3 separate regions of the Homo sapiens genome follow, and all the other regions are linked to region 3. A link is a contact called in ENCODE Hi-C or POLR2A ChIA-PET data. All regions are on one chromosome and are shown on one strand. The core of a region is the stretch at or near the end of the contact, and the rest is flanking DNA. Distances in the headings are between cores, read along the strand shown. Region 1 overlaps ZNF609 (zinc finger protein 609). Region 2 overlaps ZNF609 (zinc finger protein 609). Region 3 holds the start of CSNK1G1 (casein kinase 1 gamma 1).

Region 1 (3,723 bases), core at 180-2,679, 240 kb before region 3:
ATAAAAACACAGTATATTTCCCATCTATTTGGCAAAGATGAGAGAGTTGAACATATCCCAGTTGGTAAGAGTATGTAAAAACAATAGGGACTTTTATGCAGTATTGGTTGGTGCCTTCTCTAGAGGGCAGTTTGGCAATATGTATCAAAATATAAAATGCACATGTTCTTTTGTCCCAAAATTCAATTTCTAGGATTTGTATCAAGAAGATAACAGGATATATATATATATATATATATATATATATATATATATATATATACACACACAAAGATGTATGATGGACAGTTTTCTTCAATGTTGTTTTTAATAGCCAAACCAAAAAATAACCACAAAACCAGAAACAATCTATAGGTCCATCATAGCATAGATCCCTATCTACATCAATGACATATCTACAACATATTTTTTAGTGAATTAAAGGAAAAAGTATGATGGAGCATGTACTATATTGGCCCATTAATGTTAAATTTAACTCTACTTTTTGTTTGAGAAGTGTTAGAAAATTAAAAAATTAAAGATAAATAAAAATAAACTGATCTATACATAAGTATATACAACTCATAAAATGCGTAGATCAGCAGATAGAGGCTGGATGTGGTGTCTCATGCCTGTAGTCCCAGCACTTTTGGAGGTTGAAGCAGGTGGATCACTTGAGGCCAGGAGTCTGAGACCAGCATGGACAACATGGTGAAAACCTGTCTCTATCAAAAATACAAAAAATTAGCCAGGCGTGGTGGTGCATACCTGTAATCCCAGGTATTTGGGTGGCTGAGGCACAAGAATCGCTTGAACCCAGGAGGCAGAGTTTGCAGTGAGCTGAGACCGTGCCACTGCACTCCAGCCTGGGTGACAGAGCGAGACTATCTCAAAACAAAACAAAGCAGATAGAATTAGAGGTTTAGATCTGGAAGGATGTTCTAGCCATCATGTCTATAGTAATATTCTAGATGATTTTTACTTTCTCTTATGTTTTTTGGCATTTAATTTTTCATTACATTGATAATTTATTTTTCTAGTTTAAAATGCTCTTTTTATTTTGAAAGAAAAGGAAGGAATATTTATATACATAGTGAAGGCTTACTATAAGGGTAGGGTAGGTAAGGGAAGAGATTGAGAATAGTGTGACATATAAGTAGATGGGGGAGGCAGAAGGGTAAGGACATTAAGTCAGAAGATCCACTGCACAGGTCACTGGGTGGTCCTGTGAGCTGGGGATGGGGCAGTATCTCTGTGACCTTCCTAGAGCAGATAGATATTCATAACCTAAAGATAGCCTGTATTCATTTGATTCTGGTTGTCTAGAACCAAGCAGCATCTTCCACATTTATGCAAATATGCAAGATCTTTGTTGAGAAATAAACAACAATATCAAACCCCTCTCTGTGGCAACCAGAATCCTATCTGGAACAGGGCCAGAAAAAGCCATGTTTTCAGCACTTCAGAGAAAACTGCCGCTGCTGCTTATCAAATTAAAATGCAAAGCAGATCACTCCAGTGTCATTGGGAACTGTCAGAAAGGGATTATGGTTCCCACCCCAAGGATGCAGGTCAGCTAAACAATACCCATCTTCCTGTGCTGAGAAGGAGGGAGAAGGAGGAGAAAGATTAGGTCTGTTTCCAAATAGCAGTCCCTCCTGCTTGTTACCGTGGTAACCTCCTTTCCCTGAGCTGCTCTCATTTGTCTCTCTCTGCCTGACCTTCATGTTGCTTTGACAGTAACTGAGGAGGAAAAGTGCCCGTCTGCCAGCTAAGCACTCAAGCTGAGGGCACTGAGCAAGAAAAAGAGGCACTCAAAGTCCCTCTCATTCTAGACTCTAAACTGTGACCTTAGAGTGATTAGAGTCCTGAAAGAGGTTTCTGGTGGCCCTTGTCATTCCATCCTTCCTCCCCTGTGCTCAGGGCCATCTCATTTCTTGGATATACCCTTTAAGTGTCAGGAATCTGGTCAGAGTCAAGTGGGTAGGTGAGAAGTCACAGAGAAGAGAAAAAACAAGGCACAACAAGCTGAAGAACAGAGATAATAAAATATTAATTCAAAACTGCCTAAGACAACTATCAGCATAGCAGTTAAGTACAGCTTTTAGTTTCCCTTTCTCTTCAGGATTTGTGCCGTATTTTCAGTCAGTAGAGGTGTAAGGGCAATTAAGGTACTTGGGGCAGGGTTGGTGAAAGGGTACAAATAGTGCTTTTTAATGTTTTTCAAGCCTAGGATAACAGAACCCAACCATTTAACAAATAATTATTGAGTACTTCTTATGTATGGCTCCTATGCTATACACACTGAGTATAGGTGGTAAACGAAAGGGACTGGTAAGTAAATACAAATTAGATATAAATTAGAAACTGCTATTAGGAGACAAATAGGTCATGTGATAAGAGAACAATGAGAAGGGAGCTACCTTGGGTAATCAGAGATGGCATCTCTAAGGCTGGATTTAAACTGAGGCCCAAAAGATGAGAAGGAGCCATCCATGTGAAGAGCCAAGGGATAAGCACTATAGGCAGAGGGAACAGCATATGCAAACTCCTAAGGCAAGAAAGAGCTTGGCATAGAGCACGGTGGCTCACGCCTGTAATCTCAGCACTTTGGGAGGCTGAGTTGGCCAGATCACAAGGTCAGGAGTTTGAGACTAGCCTGGACAATATGGTGAAACCCCATCTCTGCTAAAAATACAAAAAAATTAGCCGGGCATGGTGGTGCATGCCTGTAATCCCAGCTACTCTGGAGACTGAGTCAGGAGAAGTGCTTGAACCTGAGAGGCAGAGGGTGCAGTGAGCTGAGATCGCGCCGCTGCACTTTAGCCTGGGGCAACAGAGCGAGACTCCATCTCCAAAAGAAAAAAAGAAAGAGCTTGGCATATATTTATATATTTGAGGTCCATATTTCATTTCATATTACTAGACACACCATGGAAAAACAAGTCTGCTGATTCTAGAAGCTCAAGAGGCTGAGGGAATGGGCAACATTAAAACAGCTAGCCAAATGTTATCCAGTGATTTCACAAATAATTTATTTATTAAGCTACCAATCATGAAGATACTATGGACAGCCCACTTATCCAAAGTCTGAGAAAAATAAGAGCTATGATGGTGGGGTCAGTTTTCTGTCAATAGCAGTCACTGTCATTCCAAATGACACTTACTATGAGAGCAGGACTGATTTCCATTACTTAAATGGCATCCTCAAACCCATTTAAGACTTTGCCCCAAACCTCCTTAAAGTGATTTACACATTGGAGTAATTATCTTACAAAGGAGGTGGGAAGGGGCCAGGTTTTAGTCCCAGTTTTTTACCATTTATCTGTATAACCTTAAGTAAGTCACTTCACTTCTCCAAACTTCAAGACATGAGGTAGTTGGATGTTATGACCCCTAAGGATATTGTATTAGGGCTTGTTCAGCTAGAAATGATAGAAAAACCACTGCCAACCTGACTTAAAAAGAGAATTTAGTGGCTCTCGTGTAACTGAAAAAGTCTATATCACACATGACCTGATGTACGGGCTCAAATGATGTCTTCGGGCCCAATTTCAAACCCTCCCTCTCTTGGTGTTTTCTCTGGCACAGCTGCATTGTCAGCCAGGATCTCCTCCTAGGTGGCAAGGTGGCTGTAGCACTTCGATTTTTTTTTTTTTTTTTTTGAGACGGAATCTTCCTCTGTCGCCCAGGCTGGAGTGCAGTGGCATGATCTCAGCTTACTGCAACCTCTGCCTCCCGGGT
Region 2 (3,784 bases), core at 933-3,432, 150 kb before region 3:
GCCTCCAAATGCTCTGAATCAATCTCTCCCTGAAGCCTTCTTGGAAATCAGTAGGAGCTGGAATATTAGCTATCATAAATTCATTGTTTTCCAAAGCCTTCAGGGGATTAATTCTTCAAAGTCTCTAAGGATATCCTTTCTCCTTAATTTCACAATGACCTTGCACCTCAAAGCTAAGAACAGTAACATCAGCAACAGCTAACATTTATTGGTTACTTACTATAATGCTAGGCACTGTGCTGAATGCTTAACTCTTTTCATCTCATTTAATCCTCACAATAACCCTATGAGGTCAGTACTATTATTTACTTCCTCCATTCAGATGAGAAAAGTGGGTCTTTTTTGAATATCTTTTCTGCTCTTCTGCTCTGAAAGTCCTAAGCCCTTAGATATTCATTCCAATTTTAGGTTCCTGTCAGTTTGTCCACAAAGAGTTAAAGATATATAAGGATATTTTTAAAAGAAAAAAATCATACCTACTGCCCAGCGTTACATTTTAAAGTTTTTGGTAATTTCAATTTCACTATTAAGAGGGAAGGGTGCTCTACAATAGTAGATATCAAACTTTAGTGTGTATCACAATCAACAGGACAGCTAATGTTAAAACGCAAATTGTTGGGTCTCAGCTGGGCACAGTGGCTTACACCTGTAATCCCAACACTTTGGGAGGCCAAGGCAGGAGGATCGCTTGAAGTTAGGAGTTCAAGACTAGCCTGAACAACATAGTAAGACCCCGTCTCTAAAAAAATTTAAAAATTAGTTGGGCGTGATGGCACACACCTGTAGTCCCAGCTACTGGGGAGGTAGGAAGTGAGGTAGGAGAATCACTTGAGCATGGGAGGTTGAGGCTGCAGTGAGCCTTGATTGTGCCACTGTATTCCAGCCTGGGCAACAAAGTGAGACCCTGTCTCAAAAAAAAAAAAAAAAAAAAAATTTTCTGGGTCTCAAGCCTAGAGTTTCTAACTTTAGGGACTGGGAGGAGGTCTGAGATCCAAATTTTTATCGAATTCTCATTTGCTGCTGATACAGGGCCCACTAATTTATATGAAGGGAAAAGAAAGTAGTCCCCTCTCACCTTAGCTATCACCTTATGTGAAGACACTTCTCTACAGAGTACTTTCAACAAGACAGACACTTAGGGTTTAAAACACCTCCAGGGTCTGACAGCTTAAAGATTTATTTTTTTTCTCCCCACTTCACAAAGGCTTCAATGGCACCACTAACATGAAGGCACATGAAATCCAGAAAAAGGAAAATTAAGGACAGAATATTTATAAACTTTGCTAAGAACTTCTTACTGCTCACATTTTACTTCAGCCTGAAGTCCTTCCTTTGGGCCTCCTTGAGCAACAGATGCCAAAAGAAAAGTAGATTGCTTTGTAATACCAACCCCCAAAACAAGGATGGGCTCTTAAAATATAATAGAACTTTGCCCTGTGAACAGAAAATCTCAAAATGCTCCAAATTCCTCCTTAGTTCACCTTAGCTATCACAAAGGTCTCTCTTTTATCACACTATCCTTCATCTCAAAAGAGCTATTGCTCTTACCCAGGACTGACCCAAAGTCTACACTTTCTTAGGCAGCTTAAATATTGACTATGTCAATGTCATCTAGGATGAATGACTTTAGGGAATAGGATTTGTTAAAAATGTCTCCTCGGTCAGCCAGGAAAGGTTCTTCTGTGGGTGCTCTGAACCATGACTAAACTGTACCGAGAGAAATATATTTTAAAATATTAATATGGTCTGGCACCTTCCTGATGCTAATGGTTCCAGGCCCACCCCAATGGCACAACTGGGAAATTAAGTGAAGAGAAAAGCCATCTTCCCTCTGCTCTCTATTTCAAATGGTCCTCCTCCACAGCTTTGCCACGCACAGACTCATTCTATACATATACACAGAGATACAACATGCTCATACACACAAATAACTCTCCACAGGAACTGAAAATCAAAGCCTAACCCCATGGTTTTTAAGTGAGCAAGTCCAATTTCCTTCTTTGTAGCTCTTGACACATGCTGGCTGGGAGCCGTCTGGATTTTTTCTGCCTTGTTCCTGCACCAGAAGGCTCTGCACTGCAGGTCAGGGGATGATAAGGAAATGAACAGTGTAATTTCCAAGGCCTCTGAACACAGCCCTGTCAGCAGCTCTGGAGGCGGGTTACTCAAGCATGGCTTGAAGAGTGAAAACCACAGAGAGAGGGCTCAGACAGCCAGCAGTGGCAGGATCTCAGCTGTGTATGTTACTGCCACATCCCAAGCCCTGCTGCCTCCCTGGATGAGCTCTGCTGGTAAAAGCTCTTATACCCAAATGGCAAAAATACAAGTTCACACTGGGGGAGGAAGATTAAGGGCTAAGACTTAGATTTTTTCCATGCAGTCTTGTGTAGAAACAAAAACACTTAGCACTACTCCAGTGTCCGTGAGATTGCATATTCCGGCAAAACCACAGTAACATCTATCCAACATACCCAACCCCATGCCAGGGATATGGCCAGAAAAGAAGCTCGATTCATATGAAGTCTGAAATTCAACAGGCCACTTCAATATGCCCTAAGCTAATTTTTGGTCTTCCCCCCACCTCCAACTATAATTATCAGGGGCTTTAGAACACATCACCACCATGAAAATTTCCCAGCCTAGATTTGGAACTTCTTCAGACCATAGTGCTAAAAAGTCTTAGCTAACATGTATATCTATTCATACTGGGATTCCTGTAAAGTGGAATGTTGTTGTATTTCAGTACATTATTGCCTAGGAGAGACTAAGACCAATTTCCACTCAAACTGTATTTTTCTTTTTTCTAATATTTATTGAATGCTTCCTACGTGCCAGGCACTAAGTGTTTTATATGAATTAGCTAACTTAATCTAAAGACAAACTTTTTTTTTTTTCTTGAGACAGAGTTTTGCTCTTGTTGCCCAGGCTGGAGTGCAACAGCACAATCTCAGCTCACTGCAACCTCTGCCTCCCGGGTTCAAGTGATTCTCCTGCCTCAGCATCCTGAGTAGCTGGGACTACAGGCATGCACCACCACGCCCGACTAATTTTGTATTTTTAGTAGAGACAGGGTTTCTCCATGTTGGTCAGGCTGGTCTCGAACTCCCGACCTCAGGTGATCCACCCGCCTTGGCCTCCCAAAGTGCTGGGATTATAGGCGTGAGCCACCGCGCCCGGCCTAAAGACAAACTTAAAGGCTGGGTGTGACGGCTCATGCCTGTAATCCCAGCACTTTGGGAGGCCAAGGCGGGTGGATCACTTGAGCCCAGGAGCTCGACACCAGCCTGGCCAACACAACGAAACCCTGTCTCTACTAAAAATACAAAAATTAGCCAGGCATGGTGGTGCATGCCTGTAATCCCAGCTACTCTGGAGGTTAAGGCAGAGGTTGCAATGAGCAGAGACTGCACCACTGCACTCCAGCCTGGGCGGCAGAGTGAGACTCCCTCTCATAAATAAATAAATAAATACAAACTTATGTAGGTGCTATTTCTCTCATTTTGCAGATAAGAAAACTGAGGAAGAACAATTAAGAAACTTGGTCAAGATCACTCAGTAAATAAGTGCAAAGGTAGGAAACAAAGCCAGGTAGTCTGGCTCCAGAGTTCACACTTTTTAAAAAATTTATTATTATTATTTTTTTGAGACGGAGTCTCACTCTGTTGCCCAGGCTGGAGTGCACTAGTGCGATCACAGCTCACTACTGCAGCCTCAACCTCCCAGGCTCAAGCCAGGAGGCCTGGCTAGAGTTTACGCTTTTAGCCACTAAATTATACATAAGAGT
Region 3 (3,879 bases), core at 219-2,718:
ATGCTGCAGGGCAGTGGCGCGGTCTCGGCTCACTGCAACCTCCGCCTCCCGGGTTCCCGCGATTCTCCTGCCTCAGTCTCCCGAGTAGCTGGGACTACAGGCACACGCCACCACGCCCAGCTAATTTTTGTTTGTTTGTTTATTTATTTATTATTATTTTTGAGACGGAGTCTCGCTCTGTCATCAGGCTGGAGTGCCATTGGAGTGCAATGGCACGATCTCGGCTCACTGCAATCTCCGCCTCCCGGGTTCAAGCAATTCCCCTGCTTCAGCCTCCCGTGTAACTGGGACTACAGGCACGTGCCACCACCCCCAGCCAATTTTTTGTATTTTAGTAGAGACGGGGTTTCACCATGTTGGCCAGGATGGTCTCCATCTCCTGACCTCGTGATCTGCCCGCCTCGGCCTCCCAAAGTGCTTACAGGAGGACTACAGGCGCGAGCCACCGCGCCCGGCCAATTTTTGTATTTTTAGTAGAGACGGAGTTTCACCATGTTGGCCAGGATGGTCTCCATCTCCTGACCTCGTGATCCGCCAGTCTCGGCTTCCCAAAGTGTTGGGATTACAGGTGTGAGCCACCGCACCCGGCATATTTTGAGTTTTGAGTGGAGGATTAGACAGTCTTCTTCCTTCCCAAATTTGATTATGGGCTCCCTTTAGCCTTTTTCTTTGTTTTCTGTCTTTTTTCCACCACCACCCCGCCCCCGAGGCGCAGTCTCAAGAGGTCCTGAGAACATGTGCCCTGCTCTCTGTTTTAAGGATTAAAATAACTGTCGAGTTACATTGAATCTTTTTTGCCTATTCCATTTGGCTAGGTTAATTCCAGACCTTACACAAACATGTGCAGCTCTTACAAAATGTAGGTGAAGACAACATTTTTCTAACCATTCGGCTTCATGGGCTGTCACAGGAGAACTAAGTGCATGAAAAACCTTTCACAACATTGAAAGAAATTTTAAAAATCTGGTTGAAACACAATTAAAAATCCACAAGAGGGAGATGCTTGCTAAACCGTCAGAAAATAATTCCCTCGAGGGACCTGAGAGAGGAGCCTGGAGCCTTAGGAACAGCCACTGGGTCAGCCACGGGATTAAGGGTGGGAGGGAGCAGGAGTATATAGAGACGGGGGCTTGGTGGAGGAGTACAGTTGAAGGGAAAAGCGGGATGGGTTTCGTGCCTCTGGCAGCGAAGCGTGTACTTGGTCTAAGATCTTGAGCAGAAGGTAAGAGCGTGTTGCCAAAGCAGAGCTCAGTGCTCCCGATATATCTTCTGGTAGTCCCAGAAGAAATGGGGGTGGGTTGCTTTGAAGGCACTTCCGCTTAGCAACCCCACGCGGTTGCTAAGGAGGGGGCAGCCGTGGGGATAACCCGGAAGTGATGGTGTCAGTTTAACGCTGCCTGCCCAAAGTTTGTCCTATTAGGCCCGCCAGGGTACTCTGCGACTCCGGGACGAGGGCGGGGCCGCGCTAGTGGTTCCGGTTCGGCTCCAGCCGCCCCTCGGCTCCTCGCCTTCCCCCTCCCGTCCGCCTTCTCCCCTCCCTCCCGCTCCTGGGAAAGAGAGAAACCACCGCTGCGGGTGGGTAGAGAAGCACTTGGCGCCTCGGGGAGGGGACCGCGCCCGCCTCATTTGCGCCTTGCAGCACTGCTGGACCAGGTATCTGCCCGGCTTCGTCGGGGTTCTGTAGGCTGAAGTCTGAGGGGGTGTGTGTGTGTCTGAGGGGGTTGGTGGGGGGCCCTTTCCTGGGCGTGGGTGGGGGACGCCGTGATCCCGGGTGGGGCGCAGGCTGGCGTTTGTGTCTGTGGAGGGTTGCGGGGGCGGAATGGAGGGGCTGAGGGACACAGCGGGTGGAGAGTTTCGGTTAGCGGGGTAGAGGTAGGCGGAGGAGGCGCCCCTTCCGAGAAACTGACTCTAGCCGGTGTGGACCGGGAGTTTGCCACCTGGAGGGCTTACTCTGAAAGGGGGAGCATCCCCCGGGAGCCAAAAGGAGGGCACAGATCTCGTCAGGGTGACTGGGGCTATCCCGTGCTTCCATTGCCCTCTTTCCCTACCCACCCCGCTGGGACAGAGCTGGACTTCGAAGGTTGTGGGGGTTCTGAGTCGACTGGGTACCGCGGGGAGCCGCCCTTGGCGGAGCTTAGGGCACAAGAGTGGGTAATGAGACTTTCCTCTACCCAACTTCCGTACGCTTCCCCCACTTCTTCCTTTACTGTTTCCTCGCCCCCACGTCCTACAGGAGCAATGTCCCCCAAGTGGGCAGGCATCACAATGTAAAAGAGAGTGGAACTGGGTTTGTTGCCCCTAAATGACACTTAAGATGTTTGGAAAGTGCCTGAATGACATATTCAACCAAGTCTCCCAGCTCGATATTAATTCCGGTATAAATTACCTTAGAAAAGTGGAATTCTGAAAAGCATTTAACAATAGGCTAGTCCAGGTGTAGTCTTGTGTAGTAGATGTACGTGTTTATTTAAAAAGAATGGACTGGGGAAACCATATAGATGTATCACAGGTCTAGGCAAGACATGTTGAGGCAAGGCTTTTGCAGCCTCTTTCTTACCTGCCAGTAAACCTGTCCTAATTTAAATGAAGTAGAAAGATCCTCTTCATTTTTGTTTCAATCAGTGACTGAATACTAGGTGCTGTGTAGTGATGTCTCAGAACAGATATGTGAATTTTCAGAGAGAGAATGAATGTTCTGCTGTTGAGCCTGTGTCTTAATCTTTTAAGGAGATAATTGCGGTCAAGTGGAAGTATTGACTTTCAGGCAGATAAATCTTGGGTTGAACCTAGACTATGCCAGTTGCTAGTTACTGACCTTGGGCAAGTCATGGAACCTACCAGAGCTTTTGTTTCTTCATAAGTAGTATGAGTTAAAATTCTTACCTGTATTATAAGTAACATCCCATTTTAAACGGAACCACCTTTGAATTAGAAGATAAATTATTACCATTAATCATACACAGTCAAGGCAGCCCAGTTTTGTGAAACGAGGTTTGAGATAGGAAAGCAACCGGATAATTTTGAAAAAAAAATGCATACAATAGGACTTTCAGTGTCTTCTCGAAATTGATCGTAGGTAGCATGAAATTCAGTTATCAGTAGTTTCTTAAAATTCAAAATAATAAAGTAGAATATGGCCCATTTATTGAAATGAGCAAAATATATTTTATAGATTTTTCTCAGCTACACCATATTGGTGTTTATAGTATGGATTAACACGAAATACATGAAAAAGTAATGTATGTAAATCTTAACATCACATGTCTCTTTAAAGAGAATTAAAATTGGGGTGTAAAATAGAAGGTACTTGTTTTTTGTTTGTTTGTTTGTTTGTTTGAGACAGAGTCTTGCTCTATCACCCAGGCTGGAGTGCAGTGGCACGATCTCGGCTCAGTGCAACCTCTACCTCCAGGATTCAAGCGATTCTCCTGCCTCAGCCTCCTGAGTAGCTGGGATCACAGGCGCCTGCCACTACACCCAGCTAATTTTTTGTATTTTTAGTAGAGAGAGGGTTTTACCATGTTGGTCAGGTTGGTCTTGAACTCCTGACCTTGTAATCCATCCGCCTTGGTCTCCCAAAGTGCTGGGATTACAGGTGTGAGCCACCGTGCCCGGCCTACTTGTAATTTTAAGATAAAAATCAGCAGCATCAGCAGCACCTCTCATCTCAGTTAGATTTATGCTACTAGAAAAACTTATATAATATTCAGAAAACAAAATCGAATACATTTCTGCCTTTAAATCATTCCTTATTACGATATAGAAATAAATCCAAGAAACATGAAGTCTGTTTTTTATTTATTTTTAGTGACAAGGTCTTTCTCTGTCACTTAGGCCAGAATGAATGCACTGGGGCAATTATACTCACTGCAGCCTCAA

Evidence for each region. Hi-C counts contacts between places; a loop is a spot of excess contacts on that map. ChIA-PET counts read pairs that join two places held with the same protein, here RNA polymerase II (POLR2A). Pooled maps may share reads with other maps.
Region 1: a loop to region 3 is called in a pooled map, with 2.3 times the contacts of the local background. The contact joins the enhancer-like site here to the promoter of CSNK1G1 in region 3. A Hi-C loop is called at or near these places in 1 of 50 pooled maps. POLR2A ChIA-PET finds 5 or more read pairs at or near these places in 4 of 52 experiments (Caco-2, GM12878, WTC11 and 1 more).
Region 2: a pooled map shows a loop between it and region 3 (3-fold over the local background). The contact joins the enhancer-like site here to the promoter of CSNK1G1 in region 3. A Hi-C loop is called at or near these places in 2 of 50 pooled maps. POLR2A ChIA-PET finds 5 or more read pairs at or near these places in 3 of 52 experiments (CD4-positive, alpha-beta memory T cell, K562 and activated CD4-positive, alpha-beta T cell).

What each region holds. Positions count from the first base shown.
Region 1 is chr15:64,595,282-64,599,004 of GRCh38, reverse strand. The region is part of intron 2 of ZNF609 (zinc finger protein 609); the gene reads right to left. The region is part of intron 4 of LOC101930091 (a long non-coding RNA gene); the gene reads left to right. Among named protein-coding and RNA genes, the nearest start is that of OAZ2, 110 kb to the left of the region's middle. RefSeq lists an enhancer at 1,975-2,024. Within about 2 kb of position 1,429, at least 11 of the 41 ENCODE cell types and tissues checked have a DNase peak (open chromatin) inside an H3K27ac peak, as active enhancers do; they include GM12878, where a contact is called at or near this core.
Region 2 is chr15:64,505,834-64,509,617 of GRCh38, reverse strand. All of the region lies in intron 2 of ZNF609 (zinc finger protein 609), which reads right to left. Among named protein-coding and RNA genes, the nearest start is that of ZNF609, 47 kb to the right of the region's middle. Within about 2 kb of position 2,182, at least 23 of the 41 ENCODE cell types and tissues checked have a DNase peak (open chromatin) inside an H3K27ac peak, as active enhancers do.
Region 3 is chr15:64,353,762-64,357,640 of GRCh38, reverse strand. CSNK1G1 (casein kinase 1 gamma 1) reads left to right here and starts at 1,468. Exons shown (of 12, transcript NM_022048.5): 1 at 1,468-1,653. RefSeq lists silencers at 1,533-1,582, 1,693-1,752, 2,143-2,202.